Linked DNA regions of Homo sapiens: region 2 is linked to region 1. A link is a loop called in an ENCODE intact Hi-C map of the cell type or tissue named here. Cell type or tissue: OCI-LY7. All regions are shown on one strand. Each heading gives the region's core, and the rest is flanking DNA. Links, peaks and the distances in the headings are about the cores only. Region 1 overlaps LINC00970 (long intergenic non-protein coding RNA 970). Region 2 overlaps LINC00970 (long intergenic non-protein coding RNA 970).

Region 1 (5,386 bases), core at 229-5,228:
CTGGATAATGCATGTAATATTGGTAGACTCTAGAATTCTCCATAAAAGGAGGTTAATGATAAACCCCTGGTATCATTCTGAGGATTAAAATAGATAATGTACGTAAGGCATATAACACTGGGCTTGCCACAGAGCAAGTGTTCAATAAATGTCAACGATCATTGTTTTTGCCTCCCCTTTTTATGCTTCCTTTTTACCTTTGCCTACATTGCTAAGTGCTTTCACCTTGTTTCATGGTGAGTGTGTTTGTGGAGAGTGAAGATAGGAATGATAGGGCACAGAGGCATTTTTTTGTCTTATTTTTCAACTCACCTGATACATAAAAAAAATTGATGCTACTTATTGAGGACTGGGCATCACACATACTATGGTGTTTTTAAAGCATGTCCACAAATTTTCGGCACTATTTCAAATAAAAGGAGCGGTCTAATTCTGCTCTCCTAGAATACAGTCTGGTGGTAGTGATTTGCTTCTAATAAATAGAAGGCAATGGAAGTGATGTCACTGTGTGACTTTCCAGCCAGGCCAGAAAAGAGGATATGGTTTCACCTGTTTCTCTCTCAAGTGAGATACATGCCTTTGGAGCCCTGAGCTACCTCATAAGAAATCTGGAGACCTTGAAGGGACCATGCAGAAGGACCATGTGGTGGGTCCCAAAGGGATAGAGGGAGGTGCCTGGGGAGCCACAGCTGCTCCAGCCCCTGCTCCAGCTATTTGTCTTCCCAGCATGGGAACAAGACCTGTGAATGAAGAAGCCTTGAAATTGACCCCAGCTCTAGCCACTGACCAGTCTGCCTCAATCACCTGGGAGACCCCGATTCAGACTAGCTCAGCTCAGCTGCTCTCAAATTCCTGGCCTACAAAACCCACAAGAGCTAATAAACAGCATTGCTCTTGCAAGGCACTAAGTTTTGGGCTGATTTGTTATGTATTGCTAGATAACAAATAAACGCATGATATCAACTAATAACTCTGTGTGGCAGGTATTGTTATCTTAGTTTCACAAATGAAGAAACTAAGGTTTAGAGAACTTGAGAAGCATACATACAATACCGCTAGGGAGACACAGAGCTGGGACACAAACTTGTGTCCACGAGACTCCAGAGCTTGTCAAGGATCCTCTGCACCAGGAGGCTGCCTCACTGGATGCTGGAGGAGGTTGAAACAAATAGGTAAAATTGTGTTTTTCTGTATCTGCCCTACTAGCCTCTCATGATTCTAAGATTAAACACACGATCACATTGTGTTTGGAAGATCACCACCTGTTCAAAACACTCTAGGCTCATAGTTAACTGGCAGAACCAGCCCCTGAAGTGAATTTACTAAAAGGCTCTGTGTCCTGCGTCTCCTTAGGAACAGTGCTGGGTTTCAAAGTAGGCATCAGGGCAGGGCTGCTAGTTAAAGGGGGTGGTCAGCAGGCCCAGAGGGCCCAGGTTGCCCTGGGGAAGCCTGGAGAAGGCTGTGAAGTTCCAAGCTTAAGGCAGGCAAGGGAAGGCCATATGGTGTGTGGTGAAAAATGGCGGAGGAAAACAGAACAAACAAGGCTGAGGAGTGGGAGCACAGCTGAGAAGGAAGTGAGAAGAGCACGATGTAACGGAAGCTCTGGAGAGCAATGAGAGAAATCTTCACAGACTGGATGGCTGAATGCTCCCCAGAGACACAGAAGGGCTCTGCTGCTGCTGCCAAGGGGAAGCAATTGGTTTGATATTAGACCCAAGGGGATTTACATGCCAAGGTCCACTTTAGAATTTCTATCCTAACCTCTGAACCCATGTACTTCTAAAACGTATATGTAAATGTTTCTGAGAAGACAGGGTCCATTCATTCAGGTTAATGTCTATCAAGCATCTATTATGTGCTGGGTGACCAGTGACAATGGGACATATAGAATATAAATTAAACACATTTTCTGCCCAAGAGGAACAGGGTCTGGAGGGAAATGATAATTTTTGGACACCTATTGTGTGCCAGGTCCTATCTGGGGTGATTTACTTAAATTTTCTCATTTAATCTTGACACCTATTCTACAAAATAGGCATTACCTTTATAAGAAGCTGAGCTTAGAGAAATTAAATAACATGCTTAAAGTTATATACAGCAAGCAAGTGTGTGTGTTTTAACCCAGGTTAATCTAATTCTAAAACCCATAATTGTTCCGCTGTCAACCCTGCCTCTCAGGCTTATGGGTTCGCATTTCTGGGTGCAGATTTCATGGAACTGTGTACAGAGGGCTTTAAGTCAGCAGAGAGGAAGTGGTTAGTCCTGCCTTGAAGAAGGTGCAGGAGGGGACGTGGTTTCACAGAAGTTATTAGATCAGGGCAGTGTAGGGAGAGGAGGAGTTTAGTAGTTAGAGAAGGACACTGTAGACAGAGGGAGTTGCAAGTCAGAGGGAACAGTGTGCCAGGCATGGAATGGAGGAAGACATAGTTGGAAAGACAGGCCAGGGCTAGACTGTGAGAAACTGTTTCTTTTCAAAGGAATATGGGCAAAGGGAAGCACTGAGGTTTTTAAGCAGGAAAGTGACTTGATCAGATGTGCCTTTTAGAAAGGTCATCCTGATAGCTCTTGGCAGTATTGTTAGGAGCAGAAAGAGCCTGGCCATTTTCACTTAGATGTTGCACTGACCTCTGAATCTCAAAAATCTCACAGTGAAATGCATGATCTGTCTTCTTCCTGCTTGCAAACTCTTATCTACTCCTGGGTACCCAACTTGGTAAGCACCTCACCATCCACCCAACTGACCAGGCCAGGGGCCTTGGCTTGTACAGAGGTGGGTGTGCACAGATGCTGACAAAGCTTAAGCATCAGGGCCCCTCACTCACATGAGCACTCTCCAGGCCCTGCACTGAATTTTGTGTTTGCAGCTTTGTAGTCAAGAGCTGTGCTAATCTCTTAGTTGTGCCATTTTTTCTCTTAAACTCTTTCTAATTTGGCTTTCAGCCACTATCTGCCACCTGGATCCCTGTAGTGGGTTTTGCTTAGGTTAGCCTGCTTCTCTACTTGCCACTGGAAATTTTATTCTCAAAGTAATTCTTCTAAAACATAAGTCAGGTCATGTTATTCCTCTGCTTAAAACCCTGTCATAGTTTTCACTGAGAGTAAAAGTCAAAGCCCTTACATTGCGCACTAGGGCCGTGCATCTCCTGACTGCTGTTTCCTTTTTGAGTTTTTGCCCACCACTCTTCCTTACACTTTGTGCTGCTCTAGCCACACTGGCCTGGAGCCACTCCTCAACACTCAGGCCCGCTCCCATTGTAGGGTCTTGGCTTTAACCTTTCCCTCTTTCAGGAGGCCCCTCCCACAGATATTTTCTCACCTCCCACAAGTCTGTGCTCAAGTCTTGCCTTCTTAATGAGACCTATTCTGACTACTATTCTTTTTTCTTTCCAACTTGTATTTTAGGTTCAGGGGGTACATGTGCATGTTTGTTACGTGGGTAAATTGTACGTCACAGGGGTTTTGTGTACAGATAATTTTGTCAACCAGGCAATCAGCATAGTACCTGATAGGTAGTTTTTCAATCCTCTCCCTCCTCCTACCCTCCACCCACAAGTAGGCCCCAGGGTCTATTGTTTCCTTCTTTGTGTCCATATGTACTCAATGTTTAGCTCCCATTTATAAATGAGAACATGTGGTATTTGGTTTTCTGTTCTTGTGTTAATTTGCTTAGGGTAATGGCCTCTAGCTGCATCCATGTTGCTGCCAAGGATATGATTTCATTCTTTTTTTGTGGCTATATAGTATTCCATGGTGTATATGTACCACATTTTTTTTTTATCCAGTCCATCATTGATGGGCACCTAGATTGATTCCATTTCTTTGCTATTGTGAATAGTGCTGCAGTTAACATACATGTGCTTGTCTGACCACTATTTTTAACACTGCAACCTGCCCCTTCCCCTCTCCCCTGCAGCCCTGGTTTACCATATTTTCAGAGATAGAAATCATACACTTTTATGTAACCTATGTATTAGCTAATGCTCTGTATCTATATATATTGACTTCCCAATTATTGATAACAATATTGACTCTTCAGAGAATTTTAAAGCTCAGAAATCCTTTTCATATCTATTCTCTCATAGGAATTATTGCCTTCCTGTTATACATAATAAAACTAAGCTCAGAGTTAAGTGAATTGTCTATTAATAACTACCAAATTTTGGCACCTACTCTGTGCCAGACACTATAAATATATCATGGCCAATGCTTACAATAGACCCATGAAGTGGATATTGTTTTCTGTGTCTTGCAGTTGAGAAAGCTCAGTGTTTGACACTTATGTGATGGTCTAAGTTCCCATTGCCTGTCACATCCAGGACTGCTTGATTCCAGAGCCTGTTCTTTTTCCATTGTTGTTCCTGTTCATTTCATTTCTTCATGCTGCCTCCCAGATGTGGGCTCAGCAAGGGGAGATACCTTGACTTAGATTTCTTCTTATGCATTTTTGAGCTAGTTTTTAAAATTTTCCATTTTAAATTTTTATTGATGCCTAATAGATGAACATGGTTTCAGGGTACATGTGATAATTTAATACATTCATGGAATTTGTAAAGATCAAATCAGTGTACTTGGAATATCTATCACCTTATCTGTTTGCCTTTTCTTTATGCTAGAATGATTCAAATTCTTCTCTTCTTGCTATTTTCAAATACACAACAGCTTATTGCAAACTATAGTCACCCACTGATTTATTTAACACTAGGTCTTATTTCTTCTATCAAACTGTATATATTTATACCTACTACTCAACTTCTTTTCATCCTCTCTCCCCCGCTCCACTCTTTCCTGCCTCTGCAGCTACCAATCTACTATCTTCACGAGATCCAGTTTTTAGCTTACACATGTGACTGAGAACACATGATTTTTCGTCTTTCTGTGCTTCGCTTATTTCACTTAATATGATGACCTCCATATCCATCCATGTTGCTGCAACAACATGACAGGATATTTTTTTATGGCTGAATAACATTCCATTGCTTACATATGCCACATTTTATTTATCCATTCATCCATTGGTGGGCACTTACATTGATTCCATATTTTGACTATTGTGAATAGTGTTGCAATAAACATGAGAGTGCAGGGGTTGTTCTGATATATTGATTTCCTTTCTTTTGGATATATACTGAGAAGTGAAATTGCTGGATCACATGGTAATTCTATTTTCGGTTTTTTGAGGAACCTCCATACTTCTTCATAGTGGCTGTACTAATTTACGTTTCCACCAACAGCGTAGGAAGGTTCCCCTTTCTCTGCATCCTCACCAGCATGTGTTATTGCCTGTCTTTTGATAAAAGCCATTTTTGCTGGGGTGAGATGACGTCTCATTGTTGTTTTGATCTGCATTTCTCTGAAGATTAGTGATGTTGATCCTTTTTTCATATAC
Region 2 (5,386 bases), core at 189-5,188, 59 kb after region 1:
TGCTAAGCATCTGGAGAAATCCAAAGAGGGTAACATTTGCACTCCTCTGGGGTCCTTCTTACAAAGGTCAGGGAATAACGTCCTGAATTTATTTTCGGGAATATTCTGGGGCTGACAAGACTCAGGTTATTCTCAGCTTAGAAAGATCCATAATGAAGAACTTGTAAAAAATAAAATCGCATGATGGAAAGAAAATGCAAACATAAAAAACAAGAAGCAGACGAAAGGGAGCTAACTGTGGTGAATGGAGGTCATTTGATGAACCCAGAACCCAGAACCCAGAATCAGTTACAATGACAGCGATGGTCCTTTGCCCAGAGAAAAGCAGACCAGGAGGTGGCAGACACAAGCAGAAGAAGGCAGTGGGAAAGTCTGAGCTGGGACTCAAATGGAGGCTGTGACAGGAGGGATTTTGGTCTCTCAGTGTGTATGTCACTTGAAGGCAGAGACCTTAATTATGGGGCCCTATGTGCGACTCTGAGCAAGCCTGCACCTTCAGGGAGAGGTAGGGCATTGGAATTGTGGGTTGTGTTGCTGGGAAGGCAGAGGAGACCTGGCTGAAGCTTCTTTTCAGACGTTGGACAGATGGATGAGGGAAAAACTGGCCATTATACCAAGCTCCTCACAGGTAGAGTCAGTGCAGCATGAAGTGATATAAGTGATACCTCTTCTGTGTGTCCTCTAATATGAGTTCTGTTGTGGCAGTATGATGGAAGGCCAAAGCTAGTACAGACTCCTTGGTAAAAGGCATGCTCAGAGCAATGCCAGATCCTGCCTAGACACCTTAACCTGCGTTTATGCCTCTTCTGTGTTTCTGATTCTGATGAATACAAAGTGCTCTGCTTCTTCTTCTCTAACTCCTTATGAATTACATGAGTTTGTTCTTTCCCACACAAAAAAAGAAAAGATCAAGACAAGGGGTGGAAAGAAGCCATGAGTGTTATTCCAGGGCAGGAATTCTTAACTTTTTGGTGCCACGGACCACACTGGCAGTTTGGTGAAGCCTATGGATCCCATTCTCAAAACTACGTTTAGAAATTCAGTCAATAAAATACATAGAATTGCAAAGGAAGCCACATGTACTGAAATTCAAAATTTTTTGTGGTTTAGTAAAATACATCCTTCTTAATTATCCCATTAAATTAATTAGCTCATCATTCTCTAGTGGCAGATTCAATAATTACTATAATTTTGAAATTTTGGGTAGCATAACACATATTTCAATATACGTAATGTGATATAAAAATATCTATGGTTTCTCTTGATGGCAGAGTTACAGGTACTGCTAAATCAACGTGGTTAGTTACCTACATTAGAGTTGGAGAAATCCTAACTTCAGGTAAAGGTTAGCGATGTGGTTTGGCTCTGTGTCCCTATGCAAATCTAACACTGAATTATAATCTTCAATGTTGGGGAAGGGACCTGGTGGGAGGTAGTTGGATTATGGGGTCAGATTTTCCCCTTGCTGTACTTATGATAGTGAGTTCTCATGAGATTTGGTTGTTTGAAAGTGTGTAGCACTTCCCCCTTTACTCTCTCTCTCTTCCTCCTGCACTTGCCATGTAAGACGTACCTCCTTCTTTGCCTTCTGCTACGATTGTAAGTTTCCTGAGACCTCCCCAGCCATGCTTCCTGTAGATCCTACGGAATTAAACCTAAGTCCATTAAACCTCTTGTCTTATAAATTACCAAGTCTCAGGTAGTTCTTTATAGCAACATGAGAATAGACTAATACAGTTAGTAAAAATAAAGGTATAAATTTTCCTATTAAAGTTCAAAAACACTTGCTCCTGCCATTTTTATCCCCAGACTCAATGCCCAATGGACTTCAGATGAAGAATCTTTTCTCTAAGAGAAGTCCCTTCATCAAAACATGAGGTCAGGAAAGTGAAAGTTCTCCCTAAATATTAAAAATATTACAGCCTCATACAAATTAATGAAAAAAAAAACCCTCAAGAGATGGAGGGGCCAAGGACATGATGAACAAAAAAAAATGATAAAAATTTGAATAAAAAGTCAACTTCAGAACAAAGTTGCAGAAATTTTTTTTTTTGGTCTATTAGGATGCAACATGCACCCACACAAACACAAATTCTGCAAGTGACACTGATATCACTATTCTCACTGCTGCTTAAATTAAAATTTGTACAGTTATTTTGGAAAACAGATCTTAAATTATTCACATTTTGAATCATTAACTTCTTAAACCAACTTAGATGATTGTCATTTAATAGCTACACTTTAAAATTTTTTTCTTATATAACCCGGACTACCCAAATCTTAAAGTACCCACTGGATTATATATAACAACAGCTCCCTCCATCACCAGCAAACCAAATATTTTCCAGTCTCAAAAGCATAAAAATAATGAAATCCACCACATTCCATCATATATGTTTAAACCTCATAAGGACTAATATATGCTGACCTCTCCTTTGAGTCTACTGGACTGTCACAGTATTACAGAGGATGGCAAGCTACCTAGGGAGAGCACACATTTATTTGGGCGTGGGTTTTGGACACGACATTTAGAGGCCTGTATTCAATTTTTGCCTAGAAGGTTTTCTGTGATCACATTTTTACTATTATCTTTTTTTTTCCTTTGGCCTTTCTACCAGTTCATACTTCCTATCAGTCTTTTGTTTTGAATTTGGTATCATTGCCCTATTCCTTTAATACATATTTTTTGAGTACCTATTTTGTGCCAAATATTGTGCTGGATATTAGAGACTCAGTGGTTAATCAAAAGATTTCATGCCTGTCCTTCTGGAGCTTACAGTCTATTGCAAGGGTAATTAAACTACAGCCCATGGGCCAAATTTAGTCTGCCATCTGTTTTTGCACGACCTGCAAGATAAGAATGGTTTTTAAATTTTAAAACATAATAAAAAATGGAAAGAATAATAATATTTTATGACACACGCAAAGTGTATGAAACTCAAATTTTAGTGTCCATTAATAAAGTTTTATTGGAACACAGCCACACTAATTTGTTTATGTATTGTCTACAGCTGATTTTATGCTGCAGTGGCAGAGTCAAGTAGTTGCAACAGAAACCGTATGGCATAAATCTAAAATATTTACTATCTGGCTCTTTACAGAAAAAGTTTGCAGACTCATGATCTAGTGGAGTAGACAGAAAAGAGGCAAGCAAGCAAATAATAAAATAATCACAGATTGTGGTAAGTGATACAAAGGGGGAAAAGGAGGAGAAGATGAAGAATGCTAGCAGCATGTGTGTGGATAGAGTCTGTAAGAGAACGTCTTCAGCTGGAAGTGATGCTTATACTTACACAGAGGTCAAAAGGGTGAGAAGGATCCAGATATGCCAAGAGCAAGGGAAATTCTGCTATGTTCAGAGCAGGGGCAATTTTGTTCCAGGCAATGGAGACGGGGATGGGTGGTGGCAAAGGTGCTGGTGTGGGAAAGATCTTGGTGTGTCAGAGGAACTGAGAATCCATCCTACCTGGAGAGGAGTAAGAATGAAGACTGACCCATAAATACATGAGGAACCACCAAAGGGTTTCAAGCAAAGGAATGGCATGGCCTGATTTGCATTTATCAAAGGTTACTTCATCTGTCCTATGGAGAATAGATAGCAAGAAAAAAAAAAAGAATGTTAGAAAACTATTGCCTTACCTCTCCTTGAAGGTCCATTTCACACCTTGCTCCCATTGACATGTACTACGATGGGCTCCAATAAACCTGTCAAAATGAGGGGCTTCAGAATTTCATAATATTTTGCTATTATTCTTTCAAAAATCAGTTATTAATGAAGTTTAGATGTGTAGAATAGCAACTGATAACATTTTCAAAAAAGCATGTGTTGGATGTCAGATTTCACTCTAATAAGAACTCAATGAAGAACACTTTCTTGCTAAAAATACAGAGTTTTCAAATATGGTGCAAAGAATATAAAAAGTGTTATTAGAAAAGATAACTGGTGATAGCTGCCCTTGCCTCCTGCCTTAGCAGTATAACTTTTCTCTGGAGGGCATAGCCTTTTGTCTTACAAAATGACCTTATAGACCATATTGGGGAGGAAGATGAGGTCCAGAGGTCAACACTGATAGCTAAACATCTATGCATAAGAAGTTAACAGGAATCTGTGGAGAAGATAAGATAGAGGCTGAGAAACCTGGCTGTGGAGACCAGTAAGAAATTTCTGGAGGAGGATTAGCCTGAGGACATAAGTACCCTCATGTGTACTTCTTCTTTTTTATTTTCTGCAAAGCTGCCATATTAAAGCCTTCCATTTTTTAAACCTTCAATGAAAGCCTTATACAAGCATATACTTGGATTGGCAGTTTTCTGGAAGTAATTGGGATGCTGTCTCACAAAGTTATAAACTAGTACAGAAAAGTGACATGTATGGGTGGCCAGGTGATCTATAAAATGAAGTAGTTTGGCAGAGGTAGAAATTCAGAGCCAGGTTGACTAGGAAAAATTTCTGTAAGAAATATAAGAATCCCAAGGAAGACCAAGTTTCTCAACACATGTAATAGGGATTTTGAGGCAATTTCATTTGACAGTTTAAGAATAGTGTGAATCCAGCTTACATATGGATTACATACAATTTTGCTCTGTTTTCATATTAATACCATGATTTACAGAAGGCCAAGCAATGTCATGTCCATTTCAAAAACCGGGAAGAATAGCCAGAGAAAGATTAAGTGACATCCAAGGGCATGGACATTGACACGGATAGAATCACTATTGTTCCTCTGGCCGCTGGGCCCTTGATGAAGCCTGTACTTCTATCCATTTGGTGGATGAGAGCCAAGGTAAAAAAAAAAAAAAAATCAGAAAAGAACACAAGTAAATGTTTATGGAAAAACACAATCCAGCATTTACGGGAAGCAATGGCTTCCTCATGAGTCCTGCCCTTTCTGAATTTTGGGCTTTCCTGAAGTTCCATTTTTAGAGAAACTCACGCTTAGGCCAATTTTTGCTGAACCACTTCCCTACCAATCTGTTTCTGGGTCTCAGACAGCGACTTAGAAAGTGCAAAGCATTCATGTTTCCATAGTGCCTTCCTGTCCCCTAGTACCCATTGAAAAGGCATATCAAAAGAGAAATCAAACAAATTTTGTTTCAAGATCTCAATTGAATTGGGTAACACTTCATTCCATAAAATAGAGTAAGTGTCCCAGTGAGTTGAACAGAGGGGGTTGGTTTTATAGACAGAAAGGGTTGAAGAAAGCAGAAACAAAGATTTAAAAGCAGATTGGTCATTTCTTAGTAAGGCAGGAACAGGGAGACAGAACAATAGAAAGATAACTGATTGGTTAATGCCAGGTTATGCTGGTTACTTTTTGTTGAAAGGATTAAAACAGGTAATTCATTATTGTGACTGTTTGGAAAACGGGCTGTTATCTTTCCCTCC

The links. A loop is a pair of places that touch in the nucleus more often than their neighbours do. Peaks named below come from ENCODE experiments on the same cell type or tissue, not always from the same donor. Only the 100,000 strongest peaks of a DNase experiment are listed, where the experiment ranks them.
Region 2: a loop joins it to region 1, with 3.0 times the contacts of the local background. A loop is called at or near these places in 1 of 110 quality-filtered maps.

What each region holds. Positions count from the first base shown.
Region 1 is chr1:169,041,417-169,046,802 of GRCh38, reverse strand. The region is part of intron 3 of LINC00970 (long intergenic non-protein coding RNA 970); the gene reads left to right. Among named protein-coding and RNA genes, the nearest start is that of LINC00970, 43 kb to the left of the region's middle. RefSeq lists enhancers at 1,503-1,632, 2,185-2,444. In OCI-LY7, for the core only: no CTCF peak of the experiment used is centred there; DNase peaks (open chromatin) are centred at 1,612 and 2,262; H3K4me3 peaks cover 353 bases; H3K27ac peaks cover 667 bases.
Region 2 is chr1:168,982,499-168,987,884 of GRCh38, reverse strand. All of the region lies in intron 3 of LINC00970 (long intergenic non-protein coding RNA 970), which reads left to right. Among named protein-coding and RNA genes, the nearest start is that of LINC00970, 100 kb to the left of the region's middle. In OCI-LY7, for the core only: no CTCF peak of the experiment used is centred there; no DNase peak of the experiment used is centred there.